2 separate regions of the Homo sapiens genome follow, and region 1 is linked to region 2. Evidence: read pairs that join two places in POLR2A ChIA-PET (ENCODE). Cell type or tissue: MCF 10A. All regions are shown on one strand. Each heading gives the region's core, and the rest is flanking DNA. Links, peaks and the distances in the headings are about the cores only.

The links. ChIA-PET counts read pairs that join two places held together with the same protein. Peaks named below come from ENCODE experiments on the same cell type or tissue, not always from the same donor. Only the 100,000 strongest peaks of a DNase experiment are listed, where the experiment ranks them.
Region 1: POLR2A ChIA-PET joins it to region 2 with 7 read pairs; 1 of 35 experiments calls an interaction of 5 or more read pairs at or near these places.

Annotation. Positions count from the first base shown.
Region 1 is chr10:73,073,078-73,082,256 of GRCh38, reverse strand. P4HA1 (prolyl 4-hydroxylase subunit alpha 1) reads left to right here. Exons shown (of 15, transcript NM_001017962.3): 2 at 7,342-7,449; 3 at 8,430-8,526. The coding sequence starts at 7,374. Among named protein-coding and RNA genes, the nearest start is that of P4HA1, 19 kb to the left of the region's middle. RefSeq lists an enhancer at 5,116-5,185. In MCF 10A, for the core only: no CTCF peak of the experiment used is centred there; a DNase peak (open chromatin) is centred at 5,156.
Region 2 is chr10:71,262,551-71,271,729 of GRCh38, reverse strand. All of the region lies in intron 1 of UNC5B (unc-5 netrin receptor B), which reads right to left. Among named protein-coding and RNA genes, the nearest start is that of UNC5B-AS1, 49 kb to the right of the region's middle. RefSeq lists enhancers at 287-1,006, 1,007-1,728, 1,604-1,898, 3,891-4,612, 4,804-5,797. In MCF 10A, for the core only: CTCF peaks have their summits at 1,006, 1,212 (motif pointing left) and 3,175 (motif pointing right); DNase peaks (open chromatin) are centred at 1,239 and 5,249.

The DNA.
Region 1 (9,179 bases), core at 190-8,189, 1.8 Mb before region 2:
CTGTGTCCTGATAAACCAACTGTAAGTTGAAAATACTGTAAGATGAACATCATAGCTTAGCCTAGCACACCTTAAACATGCTCAAAACAGAACACTTAAATTAGCCTACAGTTGGGCAAAATCATCTAACAAAGCCTATTTTATAATAAAGTGTTGAATAGCTCATGTAATTTATTGAATATTGTACCGAAAGTGAACCACAGAATGGTTGTGGGGTCAAAGTATGTTTTGTTTTTGTTTTGAGACGGAGTCTCGCTCTGTTGCCCAGGCTAGAGTGTGGTGGTGCCATCTTGGCTCACTGTAAACTCCACCTCCCAGGTTCAGGCGATTCTTCTGCCTCAGCCTCCTGAGTTACTGGAATTGGAGGCACACGCTACCACGCCCATAGTAGAGACAGGGTTTCACCCTGTTTGTCAGGCTGGTCTCGAACTCCTGACCTCGTGATCCGCCAGCCTCCGCCTCCCAAAGTGCTGGGATTACAGGCGTGAGCCACTGTGCCTGGCCCAAAGTATGTTTTTTATTGAATGGCATATCACTTTTGCACCATCATAAAGTTGAAAAATCCTAAGTCAAACTGTCCTATGTTGGGGATCATTTGTATTTACTATATGGTAGAACTTTTAAGATCTGTTCCCAGGTTTGATTGACCTGTTGAGTCTGTGGGACTGGACTTCCCTGGAATAAGAACTGTAGGAAAGTTTTGTGTTTGGATGAATGTAAACTTCACATTTATTTTTATCCAGGCCTACCTGAAAATGTTTTCTGGTAGGATTTCTTCCATACTGCTTTTTTTCTTATAGTTTAAAAAATGTAATATGCTACCAAACATTATAAGTAATATACATGTATGTTACAAAAATTATATAATAAACACTTTTGAACCTATCTAACCAATAACCTAAATATTATCAATAACTTATTCATACTGTTGCAACACCAAGTTTTATTCCAGTGTAAGTTTATCTTTGGATCTTTGACTCTTCTTGGGTTTTCTTTTCTTTCTTCCTCCTATTCCTCCTCCCTCCCTCCTCTTTGTCTTTTTAAAAATTAAGACAAGTCTTTTCAGGGATGCTATCTGAGATTAGTCTTTCTTTTAAAGGAGATTGCATCCATTTTGACCCATTAATTTCTTTTTCAAGCTTGTTTGAATATTTAGAACAGGAGGCATTTATATTTTATAATTTTTGATAAAGTCATAATGTCTTTTGGGATACTTGACTCTTAAATGTTCTATAATGATTCTCTTTGCAAGCTGCTTTCTGAATGAAGGTAGAATAAATAGAAGTGAGACACCATAAGGAAACCATTGTTTGTTTTGTTTTTGTTTTTGAGATGGAGTCTCGCTCTGTTGCCCAGGCTGGAGTGCAGTGGCGCAATCTCAGCTCACTGCAACCTCCACCTCCCGGGTTCAAGTGATTCTCCTGCCTCAGCCTCCCGAGTAGCTGGGACTACAGGTGTGTGCCAACATGCCTGGCTAATTTTTTGTATTTTTAGTAGAGACGGGGTTTCACTGTGTTAGCCAGGCTGGTCTCAAACTCCTGACCTCAAGCAATCTGCCTGCCCGCTTCTGCCTCCCAAAGTACTGGGATTACAGGTGTGAGCCACCATGCCCGGCTAGAAACCATTGTTAAAAAAACCTGTGATTGATACGTTTGGCTATTAACATGTCACTTAAAGTTTCTGAATGAATGTGGATGAATGAGACATAGTGCTAAAACAGATTAGAGAACCATTCTCTAGAGTAATTAGACATTCAGTTGTACTTTTACATAAGATAAATTGAAGTAAAATCTATTTTAAATGCAGAGGTGATTTCATAGGGTTGTTTGCTGTATCCAGTGGTTCTCAGACTGTGATCCCCCAGCCAGCACTATCAGCATTGCCTGGAAACTTGTGCAAATTATCTCGACTTTTCAGACCTTTAGGTGATTCTGATAGAGCTAAAGTTTGAGAAGCACTGCCATATAGGTCTATCTTCATTTTTATTATCTAGCTTGGGTAGGCATGTTAGTTTGGAATAATGTTGTATGGGTCTGAACTTCCTATTGTAAGTGACAGAAATCCAACTTGAATTAGCTTAAGCAAAAAGGAATTTAAAGGCTTTCTTAGGTGGGCTGGGAGATTATTGTAGTAGCTTACAGATTCAAAGCAATAGTTGCAAAGAATCAGGGCCCTGGGGGTTGAAACTGTTTGTCTCTGTATGACTTTGTCCTGTTTATAGATCCTAGACAAGTGAGAAAGATGGTCACAGGAGAGCCCCAAGTTCACATCCTCTGAGCTTAGCAACTCCAGAAAGAGCTGCTTTCTACCATTCACAAGGCCATCCCTCAACCGTTATGTTAATGAGAATGAAAGTCAATGATTGACCTAGTCTGGGTCTTATATCTAAGTGTAGGAGGAAATAGAATGGGAAAGTGTGCTACTTTGGCAGCCTAGTTCACTGCTAGATAATAGGGTTGCTTTCAAAGTATCGTTATTTTTATTTTTATTGTTATTTATTTATTTATTTATTTTGAGACAAAGTCTCACTCTTGTCTCCCAGGCTGGAGTGCAATGGCGAGATCTCAGCCCACAGGAACCTCCGCCTCCTGGGTTCAAGCGATTCTCCTGCCCCAGCCTCCTGAGTAGCTGGGATTATAGGCGCCTGCCACCACGCCCGGCTAATTTTTGTATTTTTGGTAGAGACGGGGTTTCACCATGTTGGCCAGGCTGGTTTCGAACTCCTCACCTCAGGTGATCCATCCACCTTGGCCTCCCAAAGTGCTGGGATTACAGGCGTGAGCCACCGCTCCTGGCCTTACTGTTGTTTTTACGGGTATAGAGTCTCTGTCACCCAGGCTAGAGTGCGGTAGCACATTCATGGCCCGCTGCAGCCTCTACCTCCCAGGCTCAAGTGATCTTCCAGCCTCAACCTACTGAGTAGCTGGGACTACTACCACACCTGGCTATTTTTAAAAATTTTTTATAGAGTTGGGGTCTCCTTGTGTTGCCTGGGCTGGTTTCGAACTCCTGGCCTACAGTGATCCTCCCACCTTAGCCTCCCAAAGTGTTGGGATTATAGGCATGAGCCACTGCACCCAGTTTAGGCTTAAGTATCTTTGAAAAAGAGAAAGTGAAATGTAGAGGCTTATAGAACTACAAGATGGAACATGCTCAAAACCTTATATTATTTGTTAGCTACTCTTTTGTTAGAGAGTAATTAACTACTTCTTTAAAAGTTTAGGGTATCTTAATATGAGAGTTAATGCTTTAGGTTTATTATTTTGTACGAAGTTAATTTTTTTGTCACTATAAAAATATATTATAGGAGGTCTGGAAAATACAGAGATATAAAAGAAAATTACCAGCCGGGCGCGGTGGCTCACGCCTGTAATCCCAGCACTTTAGGAGGCCGAGGCAGGCAGATCACCTGAGGTCAGGAGTTTGAGACCAGCCTGGCCAATGTGGCAAAACCCCGTCTCTACTAAAAATACAAAAATTAGCTGGGCGTGTTGGCAGGTGCCTATAATCCCAGCTACTTGGGAGGCTGAAGCAGGAGAATCGCTTGAACCCGGGAGGCGGAGGTTGCAGTGAGCTGAGATTGCGCTACTACACTCCAGCCTGGGCAACAGAATGAGACTCTGTCTCCAAAAAAAAAAAAAAAAAAAAAAAAAAAATTACCTACTGCTTTGCTAACCAGAGACAATTACACTTTGGTGAATTTCCTCTGCATATGTTCTTGCATAGTTATGACTGTATTATGATGTTAATTTTTCTTCGTTTTGACCAGTGTTAATTTATTTATAACTTTGTGTTGGGGTAATGAAAACATAATCTTAGTCAATATAGATTCCACCAAGGTTGTATGATAATTTTTAAATCTTGTTTTTTCATTTAACTCTACAAGTTAAAGGATGTGTTCATTTTAAGTTTCTTGGCATATAACAACATTAAATAATTTTGCTTGTTAATTGTTCACTTGATGGGCAAAAATGGTTTCTTATTTTGTGTCATTAATTACTAATAAGTTTGAGCATTTTTTGTTGAGCTAACTACTTTTCCTTTTTGTGAGTTCCAAGTTCTATATCTACTTGTCTATTAACATCTTAGTGGTTTTCTTATTGATTTGTATGAACTCCTTAAAAGTGCTCTATTTTCTTTAAATGGTTTTCTAGTTTGAGTTTTAAAGGTTTTTTTTTTTTTTTTTTTGACACATAAGCTTATTTTGTGTATTCAGATTCCATCTGGCTTTTGATAGGTTGTTTTCTTTCTCTCTTTTTTTTTTTTTTGAGATGGGGTCTCACTTTATTGCCCAGACTGGAGAGCAGTGACAAGATCATGGCTCACTGTAGCCTCAACTTCCTGGTCTCAAGTGATCCTCCTACGTTAGCCTCCCAAGTAGCTGGGACCACAGGTGTATGCCACCGTACCCAGCTAATTTTTTGATTTTTTTTTTTTTTGTAGAGATGAAGTCTTGCTATGTTGCCCGGCCTGGTCTCAAACTCCTGAGCTCAAGTGATCCTCTTTCCTTGGCCTCCCAAAGTACTGGGATTACAGGTGTGAACCACTGTGCCCAGGCATTTTCTTATTTTTAAGTTTAGAAATTCTCTGCTTTTAGAGATCTGATAACTATTCTGTTGTTGCTATTTGTTTTACTTTGTTTTGTTGATTATAACTATTTAATCCATCCTAGAATTCATTTTGAAACATTATGTAAGGTAAAGATATTTATTCTTTTTACGATTGTTTTGAATTTTTATGTAGGCTCTGTCATTCTTAAAATATTTTCAAGCTATTCGAAGAAAAATACCATCTTAAGCTGCTTTTTAGTTATTTCTGTAGGCTAATGGTTTTTAATTCCTTGTGAGATTTAAGGACAATGAAAGATGACAAAAAAACTTTAGTGACAATATATTTTAGCAATGGCAAAATAACCTCTTTTCTGACAAATCTAAACTCTCTTATCAGAGTTAAAAGTTTAGACAACATTTGTGATTAGCCTTCTGTTAACAGTGAAAACATTTGTATTTTCTGCAAATAGCATTTATCCATGAAGAAAATTAGAATAGAAGTATGTTTAAACAGAAAATTCTAGACTCTTCTTCAGACAGCTCAGGCTTTTCAAAAAGCCTTGTGCTTTGGCAGGAGCCCAGGAGAGGAAGTGTCTACATCTGCTACATTCTAGAAGCCTTCCCCAAATCACTGTAAGGTAGCCAAAAGAGCAGTGTATTTCCTTACTGTGTGGTTCTGGAAGTAACTGGAAGTTTGCAGCAAACTCGAGGGAGGAGACTAGGGAGTACTTCCAGTTTTTGTGGTGATCTGTTTTTATTGAGATTCAAGTTAGGGGGCAGTGGGGTTATTTTTTAGCTCTTGTAGAACGGGGAGCTTTCAATTTGAACCTGAGCCTTTTGGTTTAGCTCACGTCACATAGGAAGACGAGTCAGAGGGGCCTGCACAAAGAGAAACAGGTTGACAAGTCAGGGTAACTAATGGGAGCCTGTTACTGGGGCAAACTATACTGTAATGTAACTTATTCTCCTGTAAGGTAATAAGAAAGACAAAGTTCATGTTTGTAGGGGAGAAGGAGCAAGAGAAGAGTGCTAGCAGGGCATCTGGGAAAGTGAGGTAAAGCCTTTCTGTTGGTTAGTTTATATCCTCATCTGCCATGAAGAATCCTCACTAGAAAAGACGGTGCTATCATGGATATAGAGGAAAAACACTAATGGGCTTTGCTGCCAGGTTTAAAAAAAGAAAAGAGGCCATAGACATGTCTTAGGCTAAGTTTTTTTTTACATAGAACACAGTTGATAAGAGAAACAAAACTGAAGTCTGGGTCCTTTGAGAGAAAATACTAGTTTAAATGGACATGGCTGTTTATTCGTTTTGGATTCTCTACAACTTAAAAAAAAAAAAAAAACAGGCACAGTGGTACAGACCTGTATTTCCAGCTACTCAGGAGGCTGAGGTGGGAGGATGATTTGAGCCCAGGAGTTTGAGTTCAACTTGGACAACATAACAAGACCCCTGTCTCTTAAAAAAACAAACTAAGTCAAACCAAGAGAACAGTGTCATTGCAATATAATTCATATACCTTATAATTCACCCATTTAGTATTCATGATTCAATGGTTTTTAGTACTTTCACAGAGTCATTCCACCATCAGTCACCACAGTCAATTTTATTTTATTTATTCATGTTTTTTAGAGATGGGGTCTTGCTGTATTGCCCAAGCTGGCTTTGAACTCCTGGGTTCAAGTGATCCTCCTGCCTCAGCCTCCCAAGTAGCTGGGACTCCAGGCACCTGCCACTGTGCCTGGCCAGTCAATTTTAGAACATTTTATTGACCCCAAATCTACAACTTTTGATTGAATTTATTTTAAAAAGTTAAGCTATATAGGAAAAAGATGGGCCGGGTGCCGTGGCTCACGCCTGTAACCCTAGAACTTTGGGAGGATGAGGTGGGCGGATCACCTGAGGTCAGGAGTTTTGAGACTGTCACACACACACATACACACATACACACACACACACACACTATATATATATATAAAATATATATGAAAAAGATGGAACAAATTAGGAATTTTAAGGATTAACAGAAAGCTCTGAAATATTTTTCCTTTAAAATGTATTCTAACATTTTGAAAATGTATTGGTAATATTTAATATTTAAATTGATAAGTTGGTACATTTTTATGAGAAAGTCATAGGATAGGTCTAAATCACAGAGAAAACTTATTTTTCAGGCTATATGAAAAAGCCACCTACTATTCAATTACTCTAATTGTAATAGTGACTAAGGAGAACAAACTCAGCTTGAATTTTTAAGCATAAATTATCAGGTGATAACAAACATACATTTTTATCTAATATGGGTGCGTTGGCTCACACTTATAATCCCAGCACTTTGGGAGGCTGAGGCGGGTGGATAACTTGAGGCCAGGAGTTCGAGACCAGCCTGGCCAACATAGCAAAACCTTGTCTCTGCTAAAAAGACAAAAAGTTAGCTGGGTGTGGTGGCACACACCTTTGGTCCCAACTACTTAGGAGGCTGAGGCATGAGAATCGCTTGAACCCGGGAGGTGGAGGTTGCCGTGAGCCAAGATCACACCATGGCACTCCAGCCTGGGCGACAGAGACTCTGTTTCAAAAGAGAAAAACACAAAAAAGAAATGTCATGGTAGTACTCTCATTATATGAAAAACAAGATAGTAGCTATTATTAAACAATTGATAATAACTAACATCAATTTTATGGGCAACCTTGGAATCTTTTACTTTTTCATAGAAATAATAGATAAGGAACTTTTCCTTCTCTTTGTATTTTTTAAGTAATGGCTGCATTTCTCTCTTTCTTTTGTAGGTGTGTGATCCTGTAAAATTAAATCTTCCAAGATGATCTGGTATATATTAATTATAGGAATTCTGCTTCCCCAGTCTTTGGCTCATCCAGGCTTTTTTACTTCAATTGGTAAGTCTTACTACTTGTTGTTTTTTGTTGGTTTTGCATTTTTTAATTTCCATTTTTTAGTGTTTTAAAATCAGCAAAAACAAATACAGTGTATTCCTAGAGTATAGGTTTATTCCCTGCCCCCTAAAAGGTCCTTTTTTAATAATTTGACATTTTCTTTATTTTTTATTACAAAAATGATACATATTGAAGTTAAAATAATTTAATGCATATACTTAGTCTTTTTCAGTGCACAGATATACAAGTAATATACTGCATATATATCTAATCTGCTTTTTCCACTTAATCTACTGTGAACACAAGTTTTTTTTTGTATTTATAACTTAAAAAATATTTTATCATTATTATTTTGAATAGAGACAGGGTCTCACCATGTTGACCAGGCTGGTCTTCAACTCCTGGCCTCAAGGGATTCTCCTGGCTGGGCCTCCAAAGTGCTGGGATTACGACAGGCATGAGCTGCCACGCCTGGCCCATAAGTATTATATACTTATGACTCTTGATTCCAGTATATAAAATGATGGGTTCTCGCATCCTGTTATAAATAACAGATTATTTGAAACTTTTTTAGTGTGGCTTTTATTAATTAAATAAAAATTTAATTCTAATTAGTCTCAAAAACAAAGGTAAGGTAAAGGGGAACTAAAGAAGTAAAGGTAAAGGTGAAGAAACATTAATCTTTGGAAAGTAGTGTTGATTTGCAATTTAAAAATACATTTGTAGATATAAAGACAATTTGCTAGCACAGTCTAAAGCTTGCAAAATCAAGTGGCTTAAAAATTAGAACTGGAACAGTTGATTAGAAAAGTTTTTGGCTTTATTTTGGTTTATCTGGTAAAAAGGAAGAAAAGATAGTCTCCAGCATATCTGATTCATGCCAGTTAAATTGTCTCATAGAATGAAACAGTCTCAATCATTCTTATTCTTAACATACTTGTGTTGAAGGATATGAGTATTTGATAACCTTCTTCCCCTTCTAGGTCAGATGACTGATTTGATCCATACTGAGAAAGATCTGGTGACTTCTCTGAAAGATTATATTAAGGCAGAAGAGGACAAGTTAGAACAAATAAAAAAGTAAGCAAAATGTTTGCTTATTATGACTCTGACTCAACCTGGATGTTTTCTTTCTCAAGCTAAAATATTCTTTAAGTAGAAATGAAACCCATTTTTGAGTCTTACAAAGCCAGTTGCAATGGCTAAAATAGGAGTATAGAGAACAAGTTAGGCTTGGGCCAACTTTCACATGGAAGAATATGGGTTGGGATAAGAATATGGATAGATACCAGCCGGATGCGGTGGCTCATGCCTGTAATCCCAGCACTTTGGGAGGCCGAGGAGGGTGGATCACTTGAGGCCAGGAGTTCAAGACCAGCCTGGCCAATGTGGTGAAACCCTGTCTCTACTAAAAACACAAAACTAGTCGGGTGTGGTAGCATGTGCCTGTAATCCCAGCTGCTTGGGAGGCTAAGGTGGGAGAATCACTTGAACCCGGGAGGTGGAGGCTGCAGTGAGCCAAGATTGTGCCACTGCACTCCAGCCTAGGCTACAGAGCCAGACTCTATCTCAAAAAAAAAAAAAAAAAAAGAATATGGATGGATACAGGAAGCTGACTGATACATTTTTTTTTTTTTTTTTGTGACAGAGTCTTGCTCTGTTGCCCAGGCTGGAGTGCAGTGGCATGATCGTGGCTCACTGCAACCTCCACCTTCCAGGTTCAAGTGATTCTC
Region 2 (9,179 bases), core at 489-8,488:
AAGGACTGTGAGGCAGGTGAAGAAGTGGATGGGAGGCTGGGGTCGAGGCCCCAGGGCAGGTGCAGTGCTGGGATGAGCCCGGGCCTGGCTATGGGGGCCACGCTGCTTACAGAGCTGGAAAGGGCACTAGAGTCACTGGGTCACTGGCCACCCTGACTTCCACCCCCAAGGCCCTCCCTCCAGACCCTTCCTCTGGCTTTGGGTTCCTTTGGCTCAGTCTTGGGGCTAATTTTTGGTTCCTTTTCCAAGTTTCAGGTCCGATGGGGTCACTGTGATGGAGGCCTGGGCCCTGAGGAGGGGATATTCTGTTTCCCCTTCTTCTCCCAGACAAGGAGCTCAAAGCCCTTTCATCCATGCTCCTGCAGATAATAAGCATATTCCCACCACCTGGCACTGAAAATCCTGTGTGTTCCAACGAGACAGCGCACATTATTGTCAACACAATGACCCTGCGAAGCTGTTCCATTTTACAGATGCGAAAACGAGGCAGAAGAGTGAAAGGGCGTGTTCGAGGTCACAGCCACCAAAACCCAGCAGGGACAGCTATTGTTCTGTCCTCTCAGGAGCTCCCTAGCTTGCTGGAGGGGACGGGGTCTCAGCTTCCTGACTCCAGCACTTGGCTTCCCTTGCTCTGTGGACCTGCCCCTCCCAAACCGAGATCCAGGAGTAAGGCCTGGGGCCAGCCTGGCCCCCCACTCAGTGACAGGTGGCAAGCCCCCTCAGACACACACATGCCCAGCCAGGTTACATCCACAGCTATCTCTGGGGACACCCTGAGAGCCCCACCCAGGCTGGGACCACAGTGCCTTTCTCAGGGTGGGCCTTTGTTAATGCTGCTGTCCCCCTAAGGCAATGGCAGGCTCCCCACCTGTGACTCAGACCTGCTATTTTATAGGTCACCTCTCCCTGACCCAGGGTTGGCATGGGGTGAGTTTGAGCTGCAATCTTAGACTCCGCCAAGCACCCAGTTGTTCAGGTCCCATCTGGGAGGATGCCTGGTGGCTCCCTTTCCTTCACCCCACTTCCAGTCCGTGCTGCTGGAGGGACCTGGTGCTGCTAGATGAACCTGGAAGATGTGCCTCACACTGCACGACCACCCCCACCACCCGCTGCAGTCTCCAAGCCCAGGTCTTCCCGCCTGGACCCTTCCTCTCTCTGGGCTCCCTACCTTTCCTTTTGCCCCTAAAATCCACTTTCCTCTTAACACCAGAGTGATCTCATAAGAGAGAAACCCTGCCCTCTAGTGGTGTACAGCCTCCTGCGGCTTCTCTGTGACCCTGGAGAAAGTCCTAAGCTACCCAGAACCCTCTAACTTCATGGACTCACCAGTCTTCCCTCCCTCCCTCCCTGCCTCCCACCCTCCCTCCCTCCCTCCCTCCCTCCCTCCCTTCCGCAGAGTCTCATTCTGTCACCCAGGCTGGAGTGCAGCGGCATGATCTCAGCTCACTGCAACCTCCGCCTCCTGGGTTCTCCTGCATCAGCCTCCCAAGTATCTGAGATTACAGGCACATACCACCACGCCCAGCTAATTTTTGTGTCTTTAGTAGACACGGGGTTTCACCATGTTGCCCAGGCTGGTCTCGAACTCCTGACCTCAGGTGATCCACCTGCCTTGGCTTCCCAAAGTGCTGGGATTACAGGCGTGAGCCACTGCACCCGGCCAACTCACCTATCTTTCACTGTGCTCCAAGCCCCACCAGGCGTGTTTTCCTGGGACATGCCTTGCTTGTTCTAGCCTCAGCGCCTCTGCTGGTCTCTTGTTTTGGAGCGCCTCCCCCAACCCCTCCCACACACACATATTCTCTTGGCTGACTCTTTGTCATTGAGATCCCAACTCAAATGCCACCTCTCCAGTGAGGCCTTCCCTGACCACCCAGTGAAAATGCACCATTCTCTTTCCTCCCTGTGCTATCTCCCCAATGCCTTTTTTTTTCTCTTGGCAGGCTCACCTCCCTCTGGAATGACCTGCTTTGTGTATGTGTTTGTAAGCTTGCTGTCTGTTTCTGGACAGAAAGGAACTTGCCTTTCTGGAAGGCAAGTTCCTTGAGGGCCTGGGAATCTTGTTTGCGGTGTAGATGGGCCCACTGGGGACACAGGACAAGCACTGGGGTGGCAGGTGGAGGGGGAGGGAGCAGTCAGAGGGGGTTTGGGCAGCAGGAGCGGGTAGGAGGGCTGACCTGGGCTACAGGAGCCCATCCCTTGGGAAATTCCATGCTGCAGGACTCCACTAACTGATGGAACTTCACAGACCATCTAATCACTGCCCTCAAGGATGGAGACCAGAGAGGGTGTGGTCTGGCTCCAGATCACACAGCACCTGAGCAGCAGAGCCAGAAAGAGAAACTGTGCACCAGACTCCCAGGAAAGGAGAAGTTGTGGGGGGGGGACTTCATTTTTCTAAACTTTTTTTTTAATTGAAAACAGATGTTTGGGTTTATTCTGATTACAAAGGTAGTAGCCTCACTGTAAACAATCTAGAAAAAAAAAAGATGAAAATAAAAGCCGCCCCATTCCCACCCCAGCTGAGTTACACTGGATGTTGATCCTCTCTGACTTTTTTAGATGCATGAATATTTAGTTACCTAAATCTGGTCTCACCATGTAAGTTGCATATCCCATGCTTTCCCTTAAAGGCTATTGACTGAGGACTTTTGAATCATAAGCAGAACACGCTGGGCATCTCTCTCTGTCTCCCCCCACCAGCCCCCGCACGGTCACACGTGTCAGACGGGTGAGGGCCAGCTGGGCTGCCTGCTCCTGCCACGCGTTTCAGGTTGCTGGAGGAGCTGAAGGACGCAGAGCTGGCACGGGGAGTGAGGCTGGCAATGCTGTCAAGTTGGCTGTGTGTTTGGGTTCTGGGCAGGAAGATGCCCAGTGTCCTGTCACTTTCTCCCAGAAAAGTCCAAAATGCCTTGGTACAGTCTTGGGTCTAGGGGCTGCCCGGACGAGGCCAGACAGGACAGTGCTTACATCCCCATGCCGCCCTGAAAGCCCAGGGTTAAGGCTGTTCTTAGAGCACCAAGGGCACACAAATTTCCCCCGTCTCCCTCAGCGCCACGCTCTAGAACCGAACAACCCTTCCTCGCAAAGGGGAGGCAACTGCCAAACACATTTCCAAGTGGAAAAACTGCTGCAGTCCTTGCCTGTTGCCTGCTGTCAGCACCACCACCAGGAGGCAGCTCAGATCCTGGGCTATGGGGCCTTCAAAACTGCATCCAAGCCCTTCACCTCCAGTCGGGGACCCTTCACCTCCAGCTGGGGACCCTTCATCTCCAGCTGGGGACCCTGAGGCCAGACAGGGGCAATGACTTGTGCAAGGGCAAACAAACAGTCTGTGGCTGCAGCGTCACTCCTATCTTGGCATCACACTGGCATAAAAGAAGTCACAGAAAGGACAGAGAAAAAGGAGTGGCCAGACTCTGGCCTTTGCCAATCTGTGAAATGGGCATGAGAAGGAGAGGGCAAATGGGCGAGATAAACAGAGGTAGAGATGGTGCCACGAGGAGAGGGAGAAAGAGCCCCTGAGAGCGCCTGGCAGTAAGGGGTGAATAGAAGGGGTCCTTGGAACTGGGTAGGGGTTTCCCCTTGGATTTTCCTGAATGTGGAAGCCACTTGGATTCCTGCTCAGTCCCCAGGGGTGAGGGAGGAAGGCAGCCATCTCTGGCCTCCATTCCCAAGGCAGGACTGGGGCTCAGGTTCCATGGGCCCCGGGGAGGCCAGGCCTTGTAGACTCAGAGTCCCAGGAACATCCTGGGGACCTCAGAGGAGTAGTAACTTGCCTCAGATCACACAGCAGTTAGGAGGCCAAGCCAGGACTGGAATGTGGGCATCCTGGCATGCAGGCCATGGTTCCTGTGTTTGCCTCTCTGGTCCCAGTGCTGGGAAAGACCCCGGCCCTGGGTTTGGGTGAGCAGCTGAGTTGTCAGCTGGTGAGATATGGGGAGACAGGTGGCACTGGCCAAAGGGAAGGCCTGTGTGGCTGCACAGATGCACTTCAAGGGAGGCAGATGGTGAGCAAGCACTCACTCCCATTCATTCATTCATTCATTCACTCATTCATCAAACACTTCCTGGGGGCCTCCTCTTGACCATGCCTGTGGTGAGGCTCAGAGAGCAATAACCAAGCTTCAGTTCCACAAGTGGGAAGCTCACAGCAAATTTTCAAGGTTAAGAATCCAGACATCGAGACTTCTTAGACCAGTGCCCAGTCTGCCTCCAGCCTACCCCCATAGCCATGTAATGGTCCCTTTGCCTGCCCACCCACCATCAGTGCAGAAATCACTCCATAGCTCTTTCAGTAGCTGTCTCCTCCTCGGCCAAGGAATCAGCTCACTTTCTCTAGGAAGCAGGCTTTAACTACTTCCAACTTGATGACTATAGGGATTTTTCAATCTCCAGGCTCTTATAATCCCATGCGCTTCTTGAGGTGAAATGCGTTGGTGCTGTCAGTGACTCACAAGACAACCCCTGGGCAGCCACTTCCCTCTGGGCCTCAATTTTCCTTTCTGAGAAATGGGACCACTTTTACTTGCTTTGACTGACAGGGCTGTTGGAAACACCAAAGTCAGAAGTACAAAAATATTTTGCCAGCTGGGCAGCCCTATGCACTAGCTAATTTCTATTACAGGAGTCCCCGTATCTGTGGGGGATACGTTCCAAGACCCCCCGTGGATGCCTGAAAACTTGAATAGTACCAAGCTCTAGACAGATGATTTTTTTTTCGATCTGATAATGGAGACAGCCACTGAGTGACTAAGTGACGGATGGTGTATACAGTGTGGACACCCTGGACAAAGGGATGGTTCACATCCTGGGCAGGATGGAGTGAGACAGTGGGAGATTCCATCATGCTACTCAGAATCACACACAATTTAAAATGTGTGAACTGCTGATTTCTGGAATGTTCTGTTTAATATTTTGGTGTCACAGTTGGCCATGGGTAACTGAAACTGTGGACAGGGAGACCTCGAGTAAGGGGGGAATATTGTACTCCATTCTCAGGAAAAAACAGTGAGTGGACCTTCCAGGCTGCCAGGGTCCCGGCGAGCCCCACACCTCACCTCCACCCCTGCCCCAGCCTCCCAGCTGCTGCCTTGGCCCACTCTGTGATGACACAGAGCTGCAAAAGGCTGATGCAAGCTAGAAGGAGGGAATGAAACAGACTCGTGTGGGGCGGATGGAGTGCCGTCTCCAGCCCCGAGGGACGCCCGTCCCTGCTCCCGCCTGCTTGTTTGCACCTGCTGATGTAATCGCTGGGCCGCCTTGGCTCAGGGCTCGGCCCGCTCCCCATGTCCTCTGAGTGAGCAGCAGAGGAAGGGTGCAAGGGCCAGAGGGCAGGCATCCAGCTGAGGACACCGTGAGAGGGCTCCTCCAGGAGGGGCACCAGGAAGCGGGGAGGGTGAAGGGGAGCAAAAAGCCCAAAACCTGCAGGAGGTTAGCCAAGGAGAAGGCGCTCTGGAGTGCGTGGGACCTGCTTCAATCCCATCCTGCCCCCATTTGCTGGGGGAACCACCCCCTGCCTCTGAGCCTGGTTCCCCTCACAGCTGCAGGATCTCATGAAATGAGCCTGGTACATGTCAGGCACTAAGTTTGTCAGTTCCCTTCTAGGGATTTCTTGAGGAGGGATAAGGAAGTATGAGGTAGGGGTGAAAAAAGAAAGGATAGAAGCACGGCCTAGTGACAGGAAATACCAGAACACTTTTGGGCCACCAGTTCAGTGGGTGACTCTGGGCCCTAGTCTTAGCTCCTGGGACCTCGGTTTGTTTCTCTGTAGAATAGGTGCACCTTCACCGTTCCCACCTCACAGAGATAGCTAGAGGCCAGAGGTGTGAAAGAAAGTGTGGCATCACACTAAGGCATGTGGCCAGCATGGGGGACCTGGGGACAGCCAGCAGTGGGGGTGGGGTGGTGCCTCACCAAGAGCCTGGGGTTCCCAGAGGCTGGGCAGGCCCTTACCAAGCAGTGGAAGCACAGGGAAGGTGGAGCCCGTCCACTGTGCTCGCTGCCCGGCTGGCCCAGAGCCTCTCCTTAGGGAGGAAGAGGAGCGCACGGCTCCCCTGAGGCCTCCAATCACCATTGAAAACACACGGGTGGAGGGGAAGAGAGCAAAGACATGTTCCTGGAAGCTGCCAGGCCACAGCATGCAGCTGAAGCCCCCATGAGCCCAGGGTCTGGGGATCGCCACATCACCAGACCGTCATTCTCAGAGCTGGTTTCCCTGAGAAAGCGGCGGAGAAAAGTTCTTAGTTCACGCGTCTCTTTGGTTGGCATCATAAGCTCAGGGAAGACAGGGAGCCCCTGCTAGACAGGGCAGGCCAGGTGGGGAGGAAATGTCCATCCCAGACACCCCTGATGCCCTCAGCCTGCAAGGGTTACCTCTGTTACCCGGGCCCCCAGTCCCGCCAGGTTGCCCTAGAGGGGAAGCTTCACCCCAGCTGGGATTAAACGGCTTCCCTGGCCACAAAGAACCACCTTTCCCTTTAGTACCTCTTCAGTGCTAGCAGGTAATTCAGGTAATGAGTTAACAGCTACCATTTACAGTGCTAACTAGCTCTCAGGTTCTGCGCCAAGTACTTGGAATAATTATCTAACTGAACCCTCCCCGCAACTCTTTCTGGTAGGTATTCTTATCATTAGCCCCAGTTTGCAGGCACAGGGAGATTAAGTTACTTGTCTAATGTCACAGAGCAGGGTTGTCAGCATTTGAATCTGGGTCTCTTTGACTTTAAGCCCATACTCTTTTTTTTTTTTTTTTTTTTATAGAGACAGGGGTCTCACTATGTTGCCCAGGCTGGTCCCAAACTCCTGGGCTCCAGCAATCCTCCTATTTCGGCTTCCCAAAGTGCTGGGATTACAGGTACGAGCCATGGCGCCCGGCCAAGTCCATCCTCTTTAACCTTGGTGCCAGTGGTACTCAAACCATGGCCTGCACCAGGACCACCTGGAGTGCTCGCTAAAACCCAGGCTCCTGCCCCCAAGTTCTGATTCAGTCGGTGTGGGGTGGGCCTTGAGAATGTACATTTCTAAGAAATGTCTAGGTGCTGCCGCCAGTCCACACACGGCTCTATGCTCTCTTGCCTCCCGACAGAAATATCAAACGCTTAGTGCACATAATGGTGCTTAACATATGTCAGCTTCCTTTTCCTTAACACTTCTATGATTCAGCTGGAGACTTTTCAAAAGGAGCTGAAGGAATTACACAGCAGCATGGTGCCAGGCTTTCGCTATCTGAGCCGGAATCAGGACCTGCTGTGTGGCAATAACAATAAATGATGGCCATCACCTGTGTTCCTGCAAATTCGCCTCTCTGGGCCTCCATTTCCTTCTCTGCAGAATGGGGTAATAGTATTTCTAGCATGGATTAGACATGTTAATACACGCAATGAGCTTAGAGGAGTGCTGGGCATGTTAAAAAGACTTAATGAACAAAAGCGGCATTCTTGTTTTTATTATTACCATTGCTAATACCTATATCTTCTACATTATTTCATTTAATTGTTGCAGCAATCTTATGAGGTTGGTATCAATAGCCATCTCTATTGTTTATCTAAAGTTGTACAAAGTCAGACAGTTACTAAGTGGCAGAGGAAAGATTCTAAGCCAGGTTTGCCACCCCAATGGCAGGAACTATCCACCATTAGCAAATAGGGATGCCCATTCTGACTGCTTCCTCTGGAAAGGATAAAGAGTTATTTTCTTATATTTCCAGCAATTTCTTCTAGTTCAACATTCCCCATTCCCTGCCACCCATTTAGCTCAGAGTACATCAATATCACTGGTGAAGGAAGAATGTCTCAAATGGGGCAACCAGAAGCTGTGTCAGCCACCAATGCTTGGTGACTTTGGGCAGCTAGACTCCCTCCCTGTCTGTCTGTTTGTCCCCTGGTACCTTACTGGGCACCCCTGTGGCTCAAGGACTGGCTTGGTGTTGGCTAGCCCAGCCCCTGGGAGAGGGGATGGTCATTTGCTTCTCCTGAGAAGCCCTGCCCCCAAGTCCTCTGGGATTCCAAGTTCAAAACAATAGAGGCTTCAGGTTGCCCTTGATGTAAAGGTTTAGTAGGTGGCTAATTTTAGCTGAGAAATACTCGGCATTTTCCCAGCCGCTGTCACTGCCGCACTCCGTGTTGGACAAATGGCCTTGGTTTTCCTCTCTGATTGTTCTCGGCTGGGGGCTGGGGGCTGGCTCTATCTAGCTCAGGACAATTCTCTTTGTGTCTGCTTCCGGGTGGCTCTTAATAACTCAGAGAAGGGGATGGGATGTCTGGAGCTCTCAGCTCGAGCTCTCTGGCCCCCTCCCCCGTGCCCTGGCTGCCTTTCAGTCATCAGGGGCATCCCGAAAAGTGGCATTTGAACAGAACTTGCTGGACTCCTCAAAACCTCAGGCTTGGGGAGGGAGGGCTTGTGGCCTGAAGGGGCCTCCCTTTGGACAGATGAGGAAACTGAGGCCCACAGAGGGTGTGACTAGCCTGAGGCCACACAGTTCCTGGCAGAGCTGGGCCTGAGCACCAAGTCTACAGACTTAGTCCAGTGCTCTTTGTATGACATGCAGGAGAAACCCCACTGCCTCCACCCCGGTGTGGGGACACCTCAGAACGTAGGATGCCCAGGCTGCAAGCCTCCATGGAGACACCTGGAATGCTGCCTTCCCACCCCTACCTGGCTAAACCCTGTTCCTTCTCCAGGTATCACCTTAAAGTTCACTTCCCCAGAGAGCCCTGACTGCACCACTCCCACCTAAACCAGGGCCCTGGCTCTTCGTCTGGCATCTCTTTTCCTTATTACCCTCATTACCTTTTCAAGTTATATACTTATTTGTGTATTTCCTTTAATGTCTGTGCCCCCATCGACTGTGTGGTCCCAGGGCAGAGGCTCAGTGACAGCCACACATTTAACCTGCGTGGGCAGCCAACAGTCTGACAGGGTTCTGGGGGAGGGTCCTGGGGCCCTGCTGTGCCAAGTGAGGCCCAGGGGGTTCAGGGGAGTGACTGGGGTGACTAGAGGGTAATCAAGGCTCATGATGGTGGCCATTTGCCATCAATGTGGACTTCTTCAGATATTTCCAGCAGCAAGATGGCTTTAATGTGCTTTCTCCTTGAACATCATTTCTGGCTGGATGGCACCTGTTTACCCACTGCTGTAACCCAGTGCCAGCCTGGCACACAGTAGATGCTTAATAAATC